2 separate regions of the Homo sapiens genome follow, and region 1 is linked to region 2. A link is a contact called in ENCODE Hi-C or POLR2A ChIA-PET data. All regions are on one chromosome and are shown on one strand. The core of a region is the stretch at or near the end of the contact, and the rest is flanking DNA. Distances in the headings are between cores, read along the strand shown.

The links. Hi-C counts contacts between places; a loop is a spot of excess contacts on that map. ChIA-PET counts read pairs that join two places held with the same protein, here RNA polymerase II (POLR2A). Pooled maps may share reads with other maps.
Region 1: a loop to region 2 is called in a pooled map, with 5 times the contacts of the local background. The contact joins the promoter of GTF2I-AS1 here to the enhancer-like site in region 2. A Hi-C loop is called at or near these places in 8 of 168 maps with a recorded cell type or tissue (CD4-positive, alpha-beta T cell, GM12878, ascending aorta and 5 more), 1 of 37 single-sample maps with no recorded cell type and 12 of 50 pooled maps. POLR2A ChIA-PET finds 5 or more read pairs at or near these places in 1 of 52 experiments (GM12878).

Annotation. Positions count from the first base shown.
Region 1 is chr7:74,727,601-74,730,300 of GRCh38, reverse strand. GTF2I-AS1 (GTF2I antisense RNA 1) reads left to right here and starts at 1,383. Exons shown (of 4, transcript NR_110044.1): 1 at 1,383-1,596. It overlaps GTF2I (general transcription factor IIi), which reads right to left. Exons shown (of 35, transcript NM_032999.4): 13 at 1,405-1,515; 14 at 7-72.
Region 2 is chr7:74,416,242-74,418,941 of GRCh38, reverse strand. No RefSeq gene overlaps it. Among named protein-coding and RNA genes, the nearest start is that of GTF2IRD1, 36 kb to the left of the region's middle. RefSeq lists a silencer at 1,317-1,446. Within about 2 kb of position 1,386, at least 2 of the 41 ENCODE cell types and tissues checked have a DNase peak (open chromatin) inside an H3K27ac peak, as active enhancers do.

The DNA.
Region 1 (2,700 bases), core at 134-2,633, 310 kb before region 2:
ACATACCATATTTCCTTTCAAACAATTCTTCAACTTGTTTACGTAGATCAGTGATGCGAGCATTCCATTTCTCTGAAAATTGAGCAAAAGTTAATTCTCATTAAGAAGTCCCTACCATCGGGGCAGCACTAGGGTCTTGGGATGACTGAACATACAATGACATATTTTCTACATTTTTACATCCCAACTGTCCATATCATTTTACTGCTTTCCAAGAACTTTCCCCTTTTTGGTGGTTCTTAGAATTAGTAGGTTGGTGCAAAAGTAACTGTGGCTTTTGCCATTACTTTTAATAGTCTCATGGGAGACTACACGAGAAGTTTTAACATTTAGCACCTCTTTTTAGCCTTTTAATTTCTGAAAAGCAGGAGGGCAGAAAAGATCAAGCAAATGAAACACGACAAAAGGGAGACCACGATAAAGGTCTCCAGGGGTCTTTTAGCAAACTTCCTAAAACATGTCTCAGTTGTGTGGAAATAAGACTTTACGGATATATAGTTGCAACTTAAAATGCTAAAGAACAGGCCAAGTGCAGTGGCTCATGCCTGTAATCCCAGCACTTTGGGAGGCTGAGGCATGCGGATCACCTGAGGTCAGGAGTTCGATTCCAGCCTGGCCAACATGGTGAAATCCCATCTCTACTAAAAATACAACAATTAGCTGGGCATGGTGGTGGGCGCCTGTAATCCCAGCTACTCAGGAGGCTGAGGCAGAAGAATCACTTGAACCCGGGAGGCGGAGGTTGCTGTGAGCTGAGATCGTGCCTCTGCACTCCAACCTGGGTGACAGAGCAAGACTCTGTCTCAAAAAAATAATAATAAAAATTAAAAATAAAGAACAAAAACATATTTAAAAAGTACAAAAATTCAATTCATATCCAATCATTGTGACTACGACACAGTAGAATATTAAAGTACTATTTTCAAGATGTATACAAGCTTAATATTCCATTTATTCAAAATATGAATCATCAACATAATTTGCCGCTAATATCTCATTCAGTCCCTTGCTAGGATACATCATCCATTGAGAGCTCACAGATTAGCAGCTGCAGTAACACAGAGCAAAAAAAAAAAAAAAGAAAACCAAGAGGTGAAATAGTTCTGAAATAAAGATTTTAAAGCTAAGAGAAATAACTAAATTACTAAGTCTTTAGCACTAATCTTGAGCTGACTAATTAACATCAGACAAGACAATGTCCTATGCTTTGGTAAATCCAAACTATGTTTAAACAATGTCTGTAATGTAATTTTCAAAATGCTCCTGGCTTTCCAAAGATGAGATTATGATGCAGTAATAGACGCTAAAGCATTTTCCCCCTGCAGAGCATGTTGCAACATTTATCAGTCACACTGAGAATCCAGAAGATGAAGGAAAAGGTCACGTCGTTCGCTGAGAACTTACCGAAGTTGAACTCCCTCACTTTCCGCTTCCCAGCATTGGCGGGTTCCGGGACTGGTGGCTGCGGTAGCTCATTGGCCTTTGGTCTCTTAGACGGTGGAGAATAATCATCATCTTGAAAAAGAAAATGGTCATTACTGGAAGAACCATCTTACAGTTACAGTCACCTCCTGGTCAATTCCCAACATTCAAAAGGTGAGCAGGGCTTTAAAGCTATTTTGAGTATCAATAGTTATTTCTGTATTGTGAGCTTTAGCAGGCTTTTTCCTTGTTACATTTGAAATTTTCTTTGTTTGGGATGTGTTCAAGTGAATACTGCTTTTTCCTCTGTCTTTCTTCATTATTTTTTAGTTTGCTTCATTTGAATTGTCATTATAAATTTCCCCTTCTCAAATAACTTTCAAATTGCCAAGAACTATATTGTTTTAAGACTTTCAAGAAAAAACTTTTAATAAAGACAGCCACCTAAAGTTATAAAAGGGGATAGAGTACAGCTTAGATGGAAAAGATATTTAAGCTTATACAAAATTTAAGCATGCATAAGCAAGGGAAATTGGGTAAATAGTTTTTTTTTGTTTTTGTTTTTGTTTTTGTTTTTGAGACAGAGAATTGTTCTGTTGCCCAGGCTGGAGTTCAGTGATGCAATCTTGGCTCACTGCAACCTCCACCTCCTGGGCTCAAGCGATTCTCATGCCTCAGCCTCCGAAGTAGCTGGGATTACAGGCACCCGCCACCGCGCCCGGCTAATTTTTGTATTTTTTTGATAGAGATGGGGTTTCGCCATGTTGGCCAGGCTGGTCTCAAACTCCTGGCCTCAAGTGATCCACCCACCTCGGCCACCCAGAGTGCTGGGATTACAGGTGTGAGCCACCGCGCCTGGCCTGTTCAAATACTTTTAACAAGTGCAAAATGTATGGGCTTAAAGAAATAGGGCTGCATTATGATGAAACAGATACTGTTGATTCAGTCAGCACAGAGGCTGTGTATAAAGGAGCAGTCAGCTATTCAAGCACAGCGCACAGCACACACGCTGTTGTGAGAGTTCCGTGCTCATTTCCTTGTGGATACACCAGGAACTCACTCTGCTGTGACCCTTCAGTACACCTCATGTTAGGATTAGAGACATCTGGGTCATATCAGCTGCCACTGTCATCTTCTAGTCCCTCAAAGTGTCAGGTAACATGCTATTAATATTGCTGCTCAAACATCATCTATAAAATACTGAAAACATCATTTTAAGAAATTCTTATTTAAAAACAAATGTGGTATGGTGAAGAAAATAATTATTGTGTTAAAGAC
Region 2 (2,700 bases), core at 137-2,636:
CATGTATATGCGTGTGTGTATGTGTATGTGTATGTATATTGTTTGTGTGTATATATGTGCATGTTTGTGTATGTGAGTATACATCTCTTTGTGTGTAACGTGTGTATGTGCGTGTGTACCTGTGTACATGTGTATATGTGTACATGTATGTGTGTCTGTGTGTATGTGTATTTGTCCGTGTGTACATGTGTCTGTAGTGTTTGTGTGTCTGTGTATGTACGTGTTTGTGTATGTGTATGAGTTTTTGTGTATGTGTACGTATTTGTGTGTGTCTGTGTACGTGTCTATAGTGTTTGTGTATGTATGTGTTTGTGTATGTATATGTGTATGCATGTGTGTACGTGTGTACATGTATGTGTGTACGTGTGTGCATGTTTATATGTGTCTCTGTGTGCGTGTATATATATATGATGTGTACATGTATGTGTGTCTCTGTGTATGTGTGTATGTATCTGTGTGTGTGTGCCCATGCATGTGTGTGGGTCACTTGGAAAGGCCTGGGGGTGTGGGGTTGGAGGCAGGATCTGAGGCCTGAGCTGGGGGTGGGGGACAGGGCCCAGAGTGTGATGAATATGATGGACCCCAGGCTGCGGACCCGGTGCGGGGCTGTGAAGGTGCTCCTGGTGAACTCCAGGCTTGGGGCTGCTGGGAAACCGAGGCACAGCTGTGCGTGGGGCCAGCTGGAAATTGTGGCAGCGGGAGAGGGTGGCTGGGAGGGGGTCTAGACGGGGCTGGAGCCACCCTGGAGGCAGCAAGTCCTTCCCTTTGCTGGTAGCTCCAGAGAAAGGGCCCACAGCCTTACCCAAGGTTCCAGAGAAGCTTCTAGAAGTGAGCATCCTGGTTATTCGTCCTATACCATGTTCCTTCTGAATTTACACTGGACCCCAACTTCAGTCTCAAAACACTTCCCAGCCTCTCTTGGGGAGTGGGAGCGGGACCAGGGTGACTGCCCAGCTGAGGTTGGCAAGGGGGACGTGATGGGAGGGTTCAGGACTGAGAAAGTAGGCCAGGGTCAGCTCTGTGGAGGGAGCCCAGCCTGCGGGGAGGGGAGGCAGTGCTGTGCGGGAGGAGGGAGGCCAGGACAGTCCTGGCCCGGCACGGTCCCAGAGAGGGAATGAATGTCCACGCCCTGGCCGGCCTCTCTCCCAGGGATGGAAGTGTGGACACACACGGATACTCACAGAGAGGCCTGAACCAAGTCTGGGAGGCAACAGGGACAGGGAGCTCTGGGACTAGGAGCCGGGACACCTGGGTCCCCGTTGTTGCTCCCACGTGCAAAGCTGGCCTGTGTCTCCAGCCTTGCAGCCCTAAAGCCCAGTCTGGACAGAGGGTGGAATGGACAAGCCGCAGTGAGAGGGCCGAGGGTGACACCTGCTGGTAAATGGGAGGCATCACAGGCAAGACTTGGCTGGTGGGTCTCTTGCCGCCCAGGGGTGCGTGGTGTCACCCACCCTCCAGCCTCCCCTCCTGTTCTTCACCCCAGGACCCCACAAAAGGAGAAGGCAAATGTTTCCCGATCAGACCTGGAGGGTTTGATCAATGTCTCCCTCTCAGGCAGAGCAAAGAGAAGTGGGGCAAGAGAAGTCCCAGTTTATTTTTTTGAGACGGGGTCTTGCTCTGTCATCCAGGCTGGAGTGCAGCGGGGCTCACTGCAACCTCCGCCTCCTGGGCTCAAGCCATTCTCCTGCCTCAGCCAACCAAGTAGCTGGGATTACAGGCGCCTGCCGCCACGCCCGGCTAATTTTTGTATTTTTAGTAGAGATGGGTTTTCACCCTGTTAGCCAGGCTGGTCTAGAACTCCTGACCTCAAATGATCTGCCTGCCTTGGCCTCCCAAAGTGCTGGAATTACAGGCATGAGCCACTGTGCCTGGCTAATTTTTGTATGTTTAGTAGAGACAGGGTTTCACCATGTTGGCCAGGCTGGTCTCAAATTCCTGACCTCAGGTGATCTGCCCTCCTCGGCCTCCCAAAGTGCTGGGATTACAGGCGTGAGCCACCGCGCCTGGCCTAGAAGTCCCGGTTTCTGAGCTTCCCTCAACATGAGACAGACACTGTGTTGGAGGGGGAGGGTTGCAGCAGTGGTTGTCGCCATAACCCCATGCCATGGAGATGCCTTCCAAAGGCCAGTACTGTGAACCTTGGGGCGGAAGGGTCATGAGGACACCCCGCCCCCTGCTTCAGACCACACTGGTTCAATCCCCACCCCCAAAACACTGATGCTCCAAGCTTTATTTAATTTTCCCAAAGCTGGACCCAGGGCCACATCCCAGGAGTGACCCAGAGAAGGATGTCCCCCCAACCCCTACCCAAACCATGATTCCCAAGATGTTCAGCTGTGACCCCTGCCTGGGGCTTATGTTACCACTTTATAGATGAGAAAACTGAAGCTGGGGAGGGAAGGGCTCTGCCCAGGGCCACAGGCTGGTTACTGCCCAAGTCAGAGTTGGAACTTGGGTCTCAGCTGCTGCAAGGTGCTGCCTTTTTTTTTTTTTTTTTTCTGAGACAGGGTCTTGCTCTGTTGCCCAGGCTGGAGTGCAGTGGCACAATCATAGCTCACTGCAACCTCGACCTCCCAGGCTCAAGCAATCCTTCTGCCTCAGCCTCCTGAATAGCTGGGACTACAGAGTGTGCCACTGTGCTTGGCCAGTTAAAAAAAAATATATATATATAGGCTGGGCGCGGTGGCTCATGCCTGTAAT